2 separate regions of the Homo sapiens genome follow, and region 1 is linked to region 2. Evidence: read pairs that join two places in POLR2A ChIA-PET (ENCODE). Cell type or tissue: A673. All regions are shown on one strand.

Region 1 (8,000 bases), 190 kb after region 2:
TCACCACATTGGCCAGGCTAGTCCTGAACTCCTGACCTCAAATGATCCACCTGCCTCGGCCTCCCAAAGTACTGGGATTACAGGCGTGAGCCACCGTGCCTGGCCTAGATTTGTGTATATTTTATAGTAAATGATAAAATAGGTTAGTATCTATACATCTTATGCATTCATGACATATCTTTTTCTTAATTTTTTTGATGTTTCTAGGCTATGTGGTTCATCTGCAAGTTTTGTCAAAGTGTCACACAAATCTCCAAAAAATTTTCCAATGTATTTATTCCAAAAAGTTTGGGTATAACTAAAGTGGACCCGCACAGTTCAAACCCACATTATTAAAGGGTCAACTATATTCTATTTTTTTGGTGTTGGTTACATAAGCATTGGATTTGTAAAAACTCATTCACTAATCTATACTTTTGTGTTATTTGCCATATTTTGTACAATAAATGTTTTCCAAAATCATAAAGCAATAAACATTCCTCTTCCTCGACTTGATTTCATCGCTCTCCTCTCCGACTTTTATTTATTTATTTTTTTTTTGGAGACAGACTCACTCCATCACCCAGGCTGGAGTGCAGTGGTGTGATCTCGGCTCACTGCAACCTCCGCCTCCCCAGTTAAAGCGATTCTAGTGCCTCAGCCTCCTGAGTAGCTGGAATTACAGATGTGCGTCACCACGCCTGGCTAATTTTTGTATTTTTAGTAGAGGCGGGGTCTTGCCATGTTAGCCAGGCTGGTCTCAAACTCCTGACCTCAAGTGATCTGCCCACCTCAGCCTCCCAAAGTGCTGGGATTACAGATGTCAGCCACCACACCCAGCCTCCCCTCTCCTTCTAGAAGCTAAATTCCTTAATTGGGTTATTCACAACTGTCATTATTTTTCATCTAACATTTACCCCAAACCCACTTCAGAATGTCCCTAACACTCCTCCCATTTCTGGTCACCACTAATGGTCACCAATAATCTCTAAGTTGTTCAATCCAATAGATAATTTTCAAGCACATCTTTTTAGACTGCGCAGCAACTAGAACCAATGGTCACCATTTATTCCTTAAAATACTCTCCCTTGGTCTTTCAGGGATAATCCTCTAACTTTTCTTCACTTTCTCTAGTCACTCCTTCACCATTCTCTCTGCTGGAGCATTCTTTTCTACCTAGTCTCTAAATATTGGAGTTACTCAAAACCAATTTCTAAATTTCCATTTCTTACCATATATCCTCTCCTAGGTTAACTCATTCCACCCATTACTTCAACTAGTATCTGCTAGTGACTTCCTCAATATAGAGTTTGGATGTCTCCACAGGAGTGCAAACTCCACTCAAAGATCATGACTTCCTCACCAAGCCTGATTTTCCTCCAGGGTCCCTTATTTTGGTGAAAAGCATCATTACCCCATTGGCAAAGCCAGGAACCACTTTCTTCCTCACCTATACCAGTAAATCTATCCCAAGTCCCTGTGTCTTCCTAAACAGTTCTCTTCATTCCTCTTACACCACCACCACCCTGTCTAAGCTACAACAGCTACTCCAAAAGCATACATGGCTTCCTGCTTCCACCACTGCTCACCAAACTTCACGTAAGAGTTGAACTGCTTCTTTTTTTTTTTTGAGACAGGGTCTCACTCTGTTGTCCAAACTGGAGTACAATGACACAAACATGACTCACTACAGCCTCAACCTCCTGGGCTCGAGGAATCCTCTTGCCTCAGCCTCCCATGTAGCTGGGACCATAGGGACGTGCCACCATGCCTGGCTACTTTTTTAATTTTTTTGTAGAGATGGGATTTCACTCTGTTGCCCAGGCTGGTCTCAAACTTCTGACCTCAAACAGTCCTCCACCTTGGCCTTCCAAAGTGCTGAGATTACAGGTGTGAACCACCAAGCCCAGCCAAAACTGCTCTTTTTTTTTTTTTTTTTTTGAGACGGAGTCTTGCTCTGTCGCCCAGGCTGGAGTGCAGTGGCTCGATCTCGGCTCACTGCAATCCCTACCTCCCAGCCAACTGCTCTTTTTAAAACACCAATAATGACATACCTCTTTACCTCCATCTCCCGTATTAATGACTTCCTATTCTCAAAGATAAAAATCAAAATTATTAAATGGCTAATACATCAGTAATTCTTTAATGCCCATTTTCTTTTGACAGGAATTCACTGTTGCCATGTTAATAGTACATGATTCCATATCCAGCAAAATTCAGAATTATAAACTTATGTACCTAGGGCATAATTATTTTTACACCTGACATTCAAATGGTGTTTTTGGCTGGGCGTGGTGGCTCACGCCTGTAATCCCAACACTTTGGGAGGCTGAGGTGGGCAGATCACTTGAGGTCAGAAGTTCAAGACCAGCCAGGCCAAAATGCTGAAACTAAAATACAAAAATTACTAAAAATACAAAAATTAGCTGGGCGTGATGGTGCATGCTTGTAATCCTAGCTACTGGAGAGGCTGAGGCAAGAGGACTGCTTGAACCCAGGAGGCGGATGTTGCAGTGAGTCAAGATTGTGTCACTATACTCCAGCCTAAGGGACAGAGTGAGACTCTGTCTCATAAATAAATAAATAAGTAAATAAATAAATAAACAAATGGTGTTTTATAAGTTTCTATGTGCTTTTGTGTACATCATCAAATCTGACATATCAATTCTGTTTTATTTATTTTTGAGACGGAATCCTGTTTTTTTGTTGTTCTTGTTTTGTTTTTTGTTCTGTTTTTGTTTTCTTTGAGACGGAGTCTCGCTCTGTCACTAAGGTTAGAGTGTAGTGATGCAGTCTTGGCTCACTGCAACCTCTGCCTCCCAGGTTCAAGCAATTCTCTCCACCTCAGTCTCCCAAGCAGCTGGGATTACAGATGCCCACCACCACACCCAGCTAATTTTTGTATTACTTAGTAAAGATGGGGTTTCACCATGTTGGCCAGGCTGGTCTTGAACTCCTGACCTCAGGTGATCCACCTGCCTCAGCCTCCCAAAGTGCTGGGATTACAGGCGTGAGCCACTGTGCCTGGCCCTGGAATCCTTTTTTATATGCAGAGAGGTCAACTTCATTTTATCATTGGCAAAAACAAGTTAGGTATACTTTACTCATAACTGAATGAGAAATCTTAGGGCTTTTTGATACTCAATCCAATCATCTTTCTACCACAAGTACCATCTTGATCCCAGGTTCAAATGCCACACATAAAACCCCTGAGGTCATAATATATACAAAATCTCCTTTTTCTTATTTTAGATTTCACTTAGTCACTTTCTCTGGATGGTGGTGATACAGCAGATTTCTTTTATTATTATTTCTTTTTGTAAATACAGACAGAGTTTCACTGTGTTGCCCAGACTGGTCTCGAACTCCTGGGCTCAAGCAGTACTCTTGCCTCAACCTCCCAAAGTGCTGGATTACAGGCATAAGCCACCAGGCCTGGCCAGACTTTATTGTTCTTGAACAAAAACCTTAATTTTGTAGAAATGTTATATTATTCCTCAAAGTTATTATACATTTAAGTAAATCCTTTTTCCTTGGCTTTCCTTTCATTTTATATCCTCTATCATAGAATCACTATTTATTTTCTCCACTGCTGCTCTTTTTTTTTTTTTTTTTTTTTTGTGAGACGGAGTCTCGCTCTGTCACCCAGGCCAGTGCAGCGGTGCAATCTCGGCTCAGCTCACTGCAAGCTCTGCCTCCCAGGTTCACACCATTCTTCTGCCTCAGCCTCCCGAGTAGCTGGGACTACAGGCGCCCGTCACCACGCCTGGCTAATTTTTTGTATTTTTAGTAGAGACGGGGTTTTACCGTGTTAGCCAGGATGGTCTCAATCTCCTGACCTCGTGATCTGCCTGCCCCAGCCTCCCAAAGTGCTGGGATTACAGGCGTGAGCCATCGTACCCGGCCTATTTTCTTTACTGGCTTCTTTTTTCTTATTCTACCTCTAAATCTGAACTTTACGGTCTTTCCTATAGAGACATCTAGCATTCTTGCATGGTTTCAGCCAACTACAATGTCCTCCCTTCCTTTGATTCACCCATCCTTCAAAACCTTGTCCAGTCTTAACTTATCTGTGAATCTTCCATGACTGCACTCAGTATACTCTCCCTCCTTAGAAGACTGTTTGCAACTGGTGGGAGGATAGGGATACTGGATTTCTATTCACACCTCAAAAGTCAAGGTGTAAAGTGAAACCGAATCTTTTTTTTTTTTTTTTTTTTTGAGACAGAGTCTCACTCTGTCACCCAGGCTGGAGTGCAGTGGTGCAATCTCAGCTCACTGCAACCTCCACCTCCTGGCTTCAAGCAATTCTCTTGCCTCAGCCTCCCAAGTAGCTGGGATTACGGGCACCTGCCACCATGCCCAGCTTATTTTTTAGTTATTTATTTATTTATTTTGTATTTTTAGTAGAGACGGGGTTTCACCATGTTGGCCAGGCTGGTCTTGAACTCTTGACCTCAGGAGATCCACCTGCCTCGGCCTCCCAAAGCACTGGGATTACAGGCATGAGCCACCACGCCCAGCCAAAACTGAATCTTTCTTCCCAAACCTGCTTCTTTCTTTTCCTTCCTCCCTTCCCTCCTTCCCTCCCTCATTTATTCATTCATTCATTCAGAGGTAGGGTCTTGCCCTGTCACCCAGTCTGAAGCGCAGTGACACAAACACAGCCTGCTGAAGCCTCGACCTCCTGGGCTGAAGCAATCCTCCCACCTCAGCCTCTCGAGTAGGTAGGACTACAGGGACATACCACCATACCCAGCTAATTTTTTAATATTTTTTTGTAGAGATGGGGTTTTGCCATGTTGCCCAGGCTGGTCTTGAACTCCTGGGCTCAAGTGATCTACCCGTCTTGGCCTCCCAAAGTCCTGGGATTACAGGCATGAGCCACCGCGCCCAGCCTTTCAAGTCATTTTTGTACACTCTAAAAGGTAAATAATGATAGGGGCAGAAAATAACATTTCACCTAGAGGGTCCCCTTTGCAAAGATCCTGAGGCATGAAAAGTTCTGTGGCTTTAATGACCTGAAAGGTAAATAGGGTCAGTGCACAGCTGCTAAGGAGAGACAATTAGATGGGAAAAGAAATCAGAGTTTGAGGCATCTGTGGGACATCTATGTGAGGATGTCTAGGAGGCATCTTCAGGTAGCTAAGGGACCCAAGCTTCTAAAGCAATAGAAGCTGATAGCAGCATTTTCTTTTAGAGATGGGGTCTCACTATGTTGCCCAGGCTGGACTGCAGTGGCTGTTCACTGATGCAGTTTCACTACTCATCAGCATGGGAGTTTTAACTGTTTCTGAACTGGGCTGGTTCACCCCTCCTTAGGCAACCTGGTAGTTCCCCACTCCTGGGAAGTCACCATATTGATGCTGAACTTAGTGCAGACACCCAATCGGCATAGCACATTATAGCTCAGAACTCCTGGACTCGAGCGATTCTCCTACCTCAGCCTCCTGAGCAGCTGGGACTACAGGTGCATGCAACTGTGCCCAGCTGTAGCAGCTATTACCTTTGTGTACCTCACACACTTTCTACTCTGTAACTCCCTCTATTCTGGTAACTAATCTTATCCTCCATCAAGCACAGGGATAGGCACATGACCAGCTGAGCAATTCTAGTACTACATCCTTGGCCACAGCAACTATTCCAATAATGGGAGAGTGACTCAGACTGAGCCATCTGGATCTCCTAATGAATACTTTTTCCTCTTTGATTGTATCATATAATCATAAAGGTATGAATAAAGAGCTTTGAGTAACCACTGCACCAACTGTCTCTTTGTTAAAGAAGTCAAAGAAGAGATGCAAACATTCAGAAAGAAGTAGTGACAAGAAGTGGACAAAGATTAAAAGTATGAAGCCCCAATCTTTCCCAGATCCATGAGTAGATTATTTTTAAATCCCCTATGAGCCCAAGTACAGTGGCTCATGCCTGTATCCCAGCACTTTAGGAGGCTGAGGCAGGAGGATTCCTTGAGGCCAGTAGTTCAAGATCAGCCTGGGCAACATAGCAAGACCTCATCTCTACAAAAAATTTAAAAATAAGCTGGGCATGGTGGCATGTGCCTATAGTGCTAGCTACTTGGGAGGCTAAGGCAGGAGGATCATATGAGCCCAGCAGTTCAAAGTTGCAGTGAGCTGTGATCATTTCACTGCATTCCACCCTGAATGACACAGCAAGACTTGTCTCTAAAAATAAAATTTTAAATCTTCTATGGAAAACAGTATGGTGGTTCCTCAAAAAATTTAAAAAAGAATTACCATATGATACAACAATTCCACTAGAAGAGATATTTGTACACCCATGTTCATTACAGCATTGTTCCCAAAGCCAAAAGGTAGAAGCAACACAAATGTCTTTCAATAAATGAATGAATAAAATAAAATGTGGTACAGGGCTGGGCGCGGTGGCTCACACCTGCAATCCCAACACTTTGGGAGGCCGAGGTGGGCAGATCACGAGGTCAAGAGACCATCCTGGCCAACATGATGAAACCCCGTCTCTACAAAAATACAAAAATTAGCTAGGTGTGATGGCGCACGCCTGTAGTCCCAGATGCTAAGGAGGCCGAGGCAGGAGAATCGCTTGAACCTGGGAGATGGAGGTTTCAGTGAGCTGAGATCACGCCACTGCACTCCAGCCTGGGTGACAGAGCGAGACTCCATCTCAAAAAAAAAAAAAAAAAAATGTGGTATATACATACAATGAAGCATGATTCAGCCTTAAAAAGGAAGAAAATTCTGACACATGCTACAACATGAATGAACCTTGAGAACATTATGTTAAGTGAAATAGGTAATCACAAAAAGGCAAATAATCTATCATTCTACCCATGTGAGGTCCCTAAAGTAGTTAAAAATCATAGAAACAGAAAGTAGAGTGGTGGTTGCCAGGGGCTGGGAGGAGGTAGAGACTGTGGAGTTGTTGTGCAATGGGTACAGAGTTTCAGTTTTGCACAATGAAGAATTCTGAAGACTGGTTGTACGACAATGTAAATTATTTAACAATACTGACAATATACTTTAAAATGATGATGGCCATTGTTGCCCACACATGCAATCCCAGCACTTTGGGACACCGAGGTGGGAGGATCACTTGAGTTTAAGATCAGCCTGGGCAACACAGCAACACCTCATCTCTACCAAAAAAAAAAAAAAAATTAAGACCATGCATGGTGGCTCACGCCTAAAATCCCAACACTTTCGGAGGCTGAGACAGAAGGATGGCTTGAGCCCAGAAGTTCGACACCTAGGCAACACAGTGAGACCTTGTCTCAATTTTTAATGATCAATAAATTTTTTTTTTTTGAGATGGAATCTCACTCTGTCACCAGGCTGGAGTGCAGTGGCACAGTCTCGGCTTGTTGCATCCTCCACCTCCTGTGTTCAAGCAATTCTCCTGCCTCAGCCTCCCAAGTAGCTGTGACTACAGGCGCATGCCACCACGCCCAGCTAATTTTTGTTTTTTTAGTAAAGATGGGGTTTCACCATGTTGGTCAGGATGATCCTGATCTCTTGACCTTGTGATCTGCTCACCTCAGCCTCCCAAAGTGTTGGGATTACAAGCATGAGCCACCACGCCCAGCCAATAATCAATAATTTTTTTAAAAATTAAAATGTTTGGCCGGGCGCGGTGGCTCACGCCTGTAATCCCAGCACTTTGGAAGGCCGAAGCGGGCAGATCATGAGGTCAGGAGATCGAGACCATCCTGGCTAACATGGTGAAACCCCGTCTCTACTAAAAAATACAAAAAATTAGCCGGGCATGGTGGCAGGTGCCTGTAGTCCCAGCTACTCGAGAGGCTGAGGCAGGAGAATGACATGAACCCAGGAGGTGGAGCTTGCAGTGAGCCAAGATCACGCCACTGCACTCCAGCCTGGGAGACAGAGCAAGACTCCATCTCAAAAAAAAAAAAAAAAAATTAAAATTTTTAATGGTTAAAATGGTAAATTTTATGCTATATTTTTCCAAAATTAAAAAAAAATAATTCCCTTTTTTACTTAAAACAATTACTTGCAACTGAA
Region 2 (8,000 bases):
CAACAAACAAATGAAAAAAAAATGTTCAACATCACTAATATTCAGAGAAATGCAACTTAAAACCACACCAAGATACCATCTTATGCCAGTGAAAACGACTTTTTATTTTTATTTTTATTTTTGAGACAGAGTTTCATTCTTGTTGGCCAGGCTAGAGTGCGATGGCATGATCTCGGCTCACCGCAACCTCCACCTCCCGGGTTCAAGTGATTCTCCTGCCTCAGCCTCCCGAGTAGCTGGGACTACAGGCGCCCACCACCACACCCAGCTAATTTTTTGTATTTTTAGTAGAGACAGGGTTTCACTATGTTGGCCAGGCTGGTCTCGAACTCCTGGCCTCACGTGATCCACCCACCTCGGCCTCTCAAAGTGCTGGGATTATAGGCATGAGCCACCATGCCGGGCCGAAAACGGCTATTCTTAAAAAGCCAAAAACGGCCGGACGCTGGGGCTCATGCCTATAATCCCAGCACTCTGGGAGGCCGAGGCGGGCAGATGACCTGAAATTGGGAGTTCAAGACCAGCCTGATCAACATGGAGAAACCCCATCTCTACTAAAAATACAAAATTAGCCAGGCATGGTGGCGCATGTCTGTACTCCCAGCTACTTGGGAGGCTGAGACAGAATCACTTGAATCCAGGAGGCAGAGGTTGCGGTGAGCCGAGATCATGCCATTGCACTCTAGCCTGGGCAACAAAAGCAAAACTCTGTCTCAAAAAAAAAAAAAAAAATAAGTCAAAAACAACAGATGTTGACAGGAATATGGAGAAAAGGGGATGCTTATACACTGTTGGTGGGAATGTAAATGGAAAAGAGTATGGAGATTTCTCAAAGAACTAAAAATAGAACTACCATTCGACCCAGCAATCCCACCACTGGGTATATATCCAAAGGAAAAGAAATCATTAATTTAAAAAGGACAGGCACTTGTATTTTCATCGCAGTACTAGTCACAATAGCAAAGTCATGGAACCAAACTAGGTGTCTATCAGCAGCTGATTATTTGAATAAAGAAAATATGGTTATACACACCATGGAATACTTTGCAACCACAGAAAGAATGAAATCATGTCCTTTGCAGCAACATGCTTGGAGCTGGAGGCCATTACCTTAAGTGAACTAACTCAGAAACAGAAAATCAAAAATAGCATGTTCTCACTTATAAATGGGAGCTAAACAATGGGTACACATGATGATGAAAATGGAAATAGGCAGTGGGGACTCCAAAAGGGGGAGGGAAGAGGCAGCTGAGGGTTGAAAAATCACTTATGGGGTACAATGTTCAATATCTGGATGATGGATACACTAGAAGCTGAATCCCCACCCTTACACAATATACCTGTGTAACAAACATGCACGTGTACCCTGTGAATCTCAAAACTAAACAAAGATATACGGCTTCTTAAGATTTTATAGTCAAAGAGCATTTTCACTGAAAGAGACTGGTACCCCAAAATTTAATTCAATTTTACAATTCTATACTCAGCCCCAAAGCTAAAACAATTAGAAACTAATAAATGCTAGCTCTTATGAAAATACTATGTAAGGACATTTATCTAGAAATATTTTGAGATGAAAGCACGACATTTGACTCACAAACTCCTTGTGAAGGCCACTACGTTGTCTGGTCTCTGTACATGACACCAGATATTAACATGTATTCCTGAAGAGGGAAAACAACTGGTGCATATTCAGGCTATGCATCTATGAAGGGAGTTCTTTCCCCTCAAAGGCAATATGTAACTACTTACATATTACCTCCACTTCCAAATGGGCAGTTCCCCATATGTGAGAATACATCCACAAGAACCAAGGGACAATTTATACATCTTTGTCTTGAATGTTTCCAGCACTCAAGGGAAATGCTTTACAGATAGAAACATTAGAAGATACCATTGTGTCACTACACTTACTTGTATGCCTTGTTTTGTTTGAAAAGAATAATTTGAAAGAGCTATTTTTACAAGATATACTGGAAAATCAAGAGAAAAAACAAAATGGAATATAAATACAGAATTCAGGAAGATGTAACATATCTAGTAGTTAGACAGATTTATGGATAAGATCTCAAAGAATTTATGCAGAAAAATAATTTTCTTCAGTAGTTTCTTGATTTTTGTACATTCCAGAGGCTAGAAATTTAGTAGATTTGGCTTTACCAAATAACTACTTTACTTACCACATCCTAATTTTGTCAAGAACTATTTCATATTAATTCATATTAATCTCAAGATACAATAACTATGCAACTAGCAAAAACGAAACCAAAAATAGTAATATTCTTTTAGAAGATTTCATTCTATATTCACATGCAGGGTACTAAATGGAATTAAAAGAATTTTATCTTTCTTTTTGAAGATTCAAATTTACCTTTTTCCTTAAATCAGACATAAGTAAAATTCCTAGTGCATATAGTATCTTCACTTATTATGATGACCTTAATAAATAAATTGATAAATAACCGAAGAAGTCAACAAAATGTGAACATGTGTGATTTAACTATTAAAACAAATGGCTGAACCCTTATTTAGATATAGTTGTTAGCATATAGTTAATGTAAATTAAATTATTCTTTTTTTTTTTCCTTTTTTGAGACAGGGTCTCACTCTGTTGCCCAGACGGAGTGCAGTGGTGCGATCTCAGCTCACCACAACCTCCACTTCCCAGGCTCAAGCAATTCTCCTGCCTCAGCCTCCTGAGTAGCTGGGATTACAGGCGCATGCCACCACGCCCGGCTAATTTTTGTATTTTTAGTAGAGACGGGGTTTCACCATGTTGGCCAGGCTGGTCTCGAACTCCTGACCTCAAATGATCCACCTGCCTCAGCCTCCCAAAGTGCTGGGATTACAGGCGTGAGCCATCACGCCTAGCCTTGTCAATTAAATTATTCTATGCCCAGGTTTCTAATCTACCAATGAAGACAGAAGTTACTCCTGCCTCCTGATTTCTAAAAAGTCAAAAACTACTTTCCTTAATACCACTACTGTGGTCATCTCAATGCTGCAAATTAATAGAATGAAGTTCTCTATATAAAACCAAGCTAAAACAATTAAGGTTCTACAGAGTCTGGACTTAATGACAACTGCCAAACATTTATAAATTCTTAAACGAGTTCAATTATTAGTTGCACAATTAAAACCAAACCAAAGCAAATGAACTAGTAAGTAAAACATTTATTATTGGTAATCAACTATGGAGCACAGGTATTTTTTATGGAAAATCCTTCAACACTTGCTCCATTACAAATAATCCAAACACAGGCCACGTCTTACCTTGTTTTCTGCATAAGCAAGCCAGCGGCTCCCAAGAGCAATAGGATTCATGTTTGGCCCTGGACATGGATAGCAGCCTGAAAAATTTCAAATGGCACTATTGAGAAATTTCTTAATAACTTTTCTGTTGGTGCATCATATATCGATGCCAGAAAAACAGAAAAATCAAATGCTTATATTTTTTCAAGTCTCACATAAAATTCCTGTAACACTAGTCATTATTTTGTTAGCTAAGTAAGGTGCATTTTTCCCCCTCTATTTAGTTTCCTTTTGGCTTAACTCTGTCCCAATAAGAAACAAATCTGGAAAGAACTGGTCATCACTTTCAGCAAACACTGGGCATTTTATACAGTTATTCCTAAACATGAGAATGAAGTTAACAGGGCCATTTTAAGTCTAACATTCATAAATCAAGGAAGAATTTTGGGAGAGGAGAGAGAAATGATATGATGGGTTCAGGAATTTAAAGGCAAAAGATAAATGAGACTATCAGACATGATACTACAATGAGGAGAGAAAAAGAACAAGTATTTGACCTCACTGAGGCCAATGAAGACAAGTAACTCTGAAAGTCTGCCTCCACAGAAAGATGTTAGGGAACTGCATAATCCTTTGTATTTACATTTCACTCAATATCATTCTTCTTGCTTGCAGTTCTAGCCAATAACAACAGTTAATTGTTCTATGACATATATTTACTGTTTATTTTCTATCTTCCTCCAACTTGATTACAGGGATGTGTAAATTGAAGAATCGGTTTTCTTCGCCGCTGACTCTTCCCTGCTGCCACTCCCTAGTCATTCTGACTATGTTCCTATTGCTATGCTCAAAAGCACTAAAGAAGCACACCTTACTGTCACTTCCAGTACACAGCCATTTTTAGCCTAGCTCCCTAAACTGCCATCTATTTTGAATTTTCGTCTTGAAAAGAAAATAATAAACTTATAGAGAAGAGACAGACCCTAAAAGAAAGTCCACATAAACAAAATAAAAGCTTTCTCATTTTATTGCTCCCTTTTTAAAAAACTGTTCATTCATGCTACTGTTTGAAGGAGTATGTTTGCAATACTTAGGGTTTCCGGAAAACTGACTTCAGGTTAACTGTAATATTACTATTATCTATTAAATGCATATTATGGAAACATATATAGGACAAAAACACACTAAAAATTATAAAAAGACAACATACTGTAATATAAATTGTGTAGTATTTACACAATAGATTAGACCATTGAATAGATTAATCTTATTCATTAAAAATATAATTTTATATGAGTATGTATACATGTATTCCGCTGACAATTTCAGAGCTGGAGAAATGAGGATAAATATGATCTATAAGAAAGTTTTTCCCCTTTTAAAATTCGTCATGAAAAATAGAACCAAGTACTTGTGAACAGTGGTGTTACATTAGACACAGAGAATCTCCTGAATTAGCTTTAAAACTAAATAATCTAACTCTCAATAAATTCTGATAACCACTTTAACCTCACAAATACAAAAGGGTCCTAAGGAAAAACACAGTTTACAATTCTTCATTTCATTTTTTGAGTCCGTATTTTTAGAGTTCAGTGGACCTCAAGAATTACAGTATATTGTAATGAAAACAACTGTTTTCCTGCTTGCCAAAAGAATGCTTTATAGCTGGAATCAGCAGAACATAAGCCACTCAGCACCATCCCAACCTTATAAGCATGACTCTTTTAAAGATTAATCTTTGCCTCCAGGTAAAGTCTGAAAACAAGTGAAGGGGTTGGGGGGACATGAATCTCTATAATACTAGGCCTAATTCTAACATGTTTACAATTTTATTGGACAAAGAGAACTGGATGTTAAAAGAATTCATTTCCCAATTTAAATGAAGGTAAAAAATTTTTAGAAGCACACTATATTTGTCCATTACTAAAAAAGTAATTAAGAAGGTACACAAGCATGATGCAATTTTAGATGGCATCCTCCCAGAAAGTGGTCCTAATGGAGAGGTGACCTGAATTCATTTCAAAAAACAAAAAAACTGAACTGCTCTCTGTGATACTTTGCCTTATTTCTCCTGGCAAGGACAAATAAAAAGTCTGAGCCCTTTTTTTAAAGAAAACAGTTATTTACATTTATAAGTCCACTGATTTTCAACAAGAATACCAAGACAAGTCAATGGTGAAAGAAGTCTTTTCAACAAACGGTGCTGGGACTACTGGATATCCAAATGCAAAAGCATTTGGACTGGAATGAACGTGGACCCCTATCTCATACCACATACAAAAATGGATCAAAGGCTTAAATATAAAAGTTAAACAATTGAGGAGCCAAGATGGCCGAATACGAACAGCTCCAGTCTACAGCTCCCAGCGTGAGCAACGCAGAAGACGGGTGATTTCTGCATTTCCATCTGAGGTACCGGGTTCATCTCACTAGGGAGTGCCAGACAGTGGGCGCAGGTCAGTGGGTGCACGCACCGTGCACCGTGCGCGAGCCGAAGCAGGGCGAGGCATTGCCTCACCTGGGAAGCGCAAGGGGTCAGGGAGTTCCCTTTCCGAGTCAAAGAAAGGGGTGACGGACGCACCTGGAAAATCGGGTCACTCCCACCCGAATATTGCGCTTTTCAGACCGGCTTAAAAAACGGCGCACCACGAGACTATATCCCACACCTGGCTCGGAGGGTCCTACGCCCACGGAGTCTCGCTGATTGCCAGCACAGCAGTCTGAGATCAAACTGCAAGGCGGCAGCGAGGCTGGGGGAGGGGCGCCCGCCATTGCCCAGGCTTGCTTAGGTAAACAAAGCAGCCGGGAAGCTCCAACTGGGTGGAGCCCACCACAGCTCAAGGAGGCCTGCCTGCCACTGTAGGCTCCACCTCTGGGGGCAGGGCACAGACAAACAAAAAGACAGCAGTAACCTCTGCAGACTTAAATGTCCCTGTCTGACAGCTTTGAAGAGAGCAGTGGTTCTCCCAGCACGCAGCTGGAGATCTGAGAACCGGCAGACTGCCTCCTCAAGTGGGTCCCTGACTCCTGACCCCCGAGCAGCCTAACTGGGAGGCACCCCCCAGCAGGAGCACACTGACACCTCACACGGCAGGTTATTCCAACAGACCTGCAGCTGAGGGTCCTGTCTGTTAGAAGGAAAACTAACAAACAGAAAGGACATCCACACCGAAAACCCATCTGTACATCACCATCATCAAAGACCAAAAGTAGATAAAACCACAAAGATGGGGAAAAAACAGAACAGAAAAACTGGAAACTCTAAAACGCAGAGGGTCTCTCCTCCTCCAAAGGAACGCAGTTCCTCACCAGCAACGGAACAAAGGTGGATGGAGAATGACTTTGACAAGCTGAGAGAAGAAGGCTTCAGACGATCGAATTACTCTGAGCTACGGGAGGACATTCAAACCAAAGGCAAAGAAGTTGAAAACTTTGAAAAAAATTTAGAAGAATGTATAACTAGAATAACCAATACAGAGAAGTGCTTAAAGGAGCTGATGGAGCTGAAAACCAAGGCTCGAGAACTACGTGAAGAATGCAGAAGCCTCAGGAGCTGATGCGATCAACTGGAAGAAAGGGTATCAGCAATGGAAGATGAAATGAATGAAATGAAGCGAGAAGGGAAGTTTAGAGAAAAACGAATAAAAAGAAATGAGCAAAGCCTCCAAGAAATATGGGACTATGTGAAAAGACCAAATCTACGTCTGATTGGTGTACCTGAAAGTGATGGGGAGAATGGAACCAAGTTGGAAAACACTCTGCAGGATATTATCCAGGAGAACTTCCCCAATCTAGCAAGGCAGGCCAACGTTCAGATTCAGGAAATACAGAGAATGCCACAAAGATACTCCTCGAGAAGAGCAACTCCAAGACACATAATTGTCAGATTCACCAAAATTGAAATGAAGGAAAAAATGTTAAGGGCAGCCAGAGAGAAAGGTCGGGTTACCCTCAAAGGGAAGCCCATCAGACTAACAGCAGATCTCTCGGCAGAAACCCTACAAGCCAGAAGAGAGAGGGGGCCAATATTCAACATTCTTAAAGAAAAGAATTTTCAACCCAGAATTTCATATCCAGCCAAACTAAGCTTCATAAGTGAAGGAGAAATAAAATACTTTACAGACAAGCAAATGCTGAGAGATTTTGTCACCACCAGGCCTGCCCTAAAAGAGCTCCTGAAGGAAGCGCTAAACATGGAAAGGAACAACCAGTACCAGCTGCTGCAAAATCATGCCAAAATGTAAAGACCATCGAGACTAGGAAGAAACTGCATCAACTAACGAGCAAAATCACCAGCTAACGTCATAATGACAGGATCAAATTCACACATAACAATATTAACTTTAAATGTAAATGGACTAAATTCTCCAATTAAAAGACACAGACTGGCAAATTGGATAAAGAGTCAAGACCCATCAGTGTGCTGTATTCAGGAAACCCATCTCACGTGCAGAGACACACATAGGCTCAAAATAAAAGGATGGAGGAAGATCTACCAAGCAAATGGAAAACAAAAAAAGGCAGGGATTGCAATCCTAGTCTCTGATAAAACAGACTTTAAACCAACAAAGATCAAAAGAGACAAAGAAGGCCATTACATAATGGTAAAGGGATCAATTCAACAAGAAGAGCTAACTATCCTAAATATATATGCACCCAATACAGGAGCACCCAGATTCATAAAGCAAGTCCTGAGTGACCTACAAAGAGACTTAGACTCCCACGCATTAATAATGGGAGACTTTAAC

Evidence for each region. ChIA-PET counts read pairs that join two places held together with the same protein. Peaks named below come from ENCODE experiments on the same cell type or tissue, not always from the same donor. Only the 100,000 strongest peaks of a DNase experiment are listed, where the experiment ranks them.
Region 1: POLR2A ChIA-PET joins it to region 2 with 14 read pairs; 2 of 35 experiments call an interaction of 5 or more read pairs at or near these places.

The regions. Positions count from the first base shown.
Region 1 is chr17:60,693,783-60,701,782 of GRCh38, reverse strand. The region is part of intron 4 of BCAS3 (BCAS3 microtubule associated cell migration factor); the gene reads right to left. It also overlaps the pseudogene RN7SL606P. Among named protein-coding and RNA genes, the nearest start is that of BCAS3, 20 kb to the right of the region's middle. In A673, no CTCF peak of the experiment used is centred here; no DNase peak of the experiment used is centred here.
Region 2 is chr17:60,885,045-60,893,044 of GRCh38, reverse strand. It overlaps BCAS3 (BCAS3 microtubule associated cell migration factor), which reads right to left. Exons shown (of 24, transcript NM_017679.5): 10 at 3,274-3,350. Among named protein-coding and RNA genes, the nearest start is that of BCAS3, 210 kb to the right of the region's middle. In A673, no CTCF peak of the experiment used is centred here; no DNase peak of the experiment used is centred here; H3K4me3 peaks cover 753 bases; H3K27ac peaks cover 1,029 bases.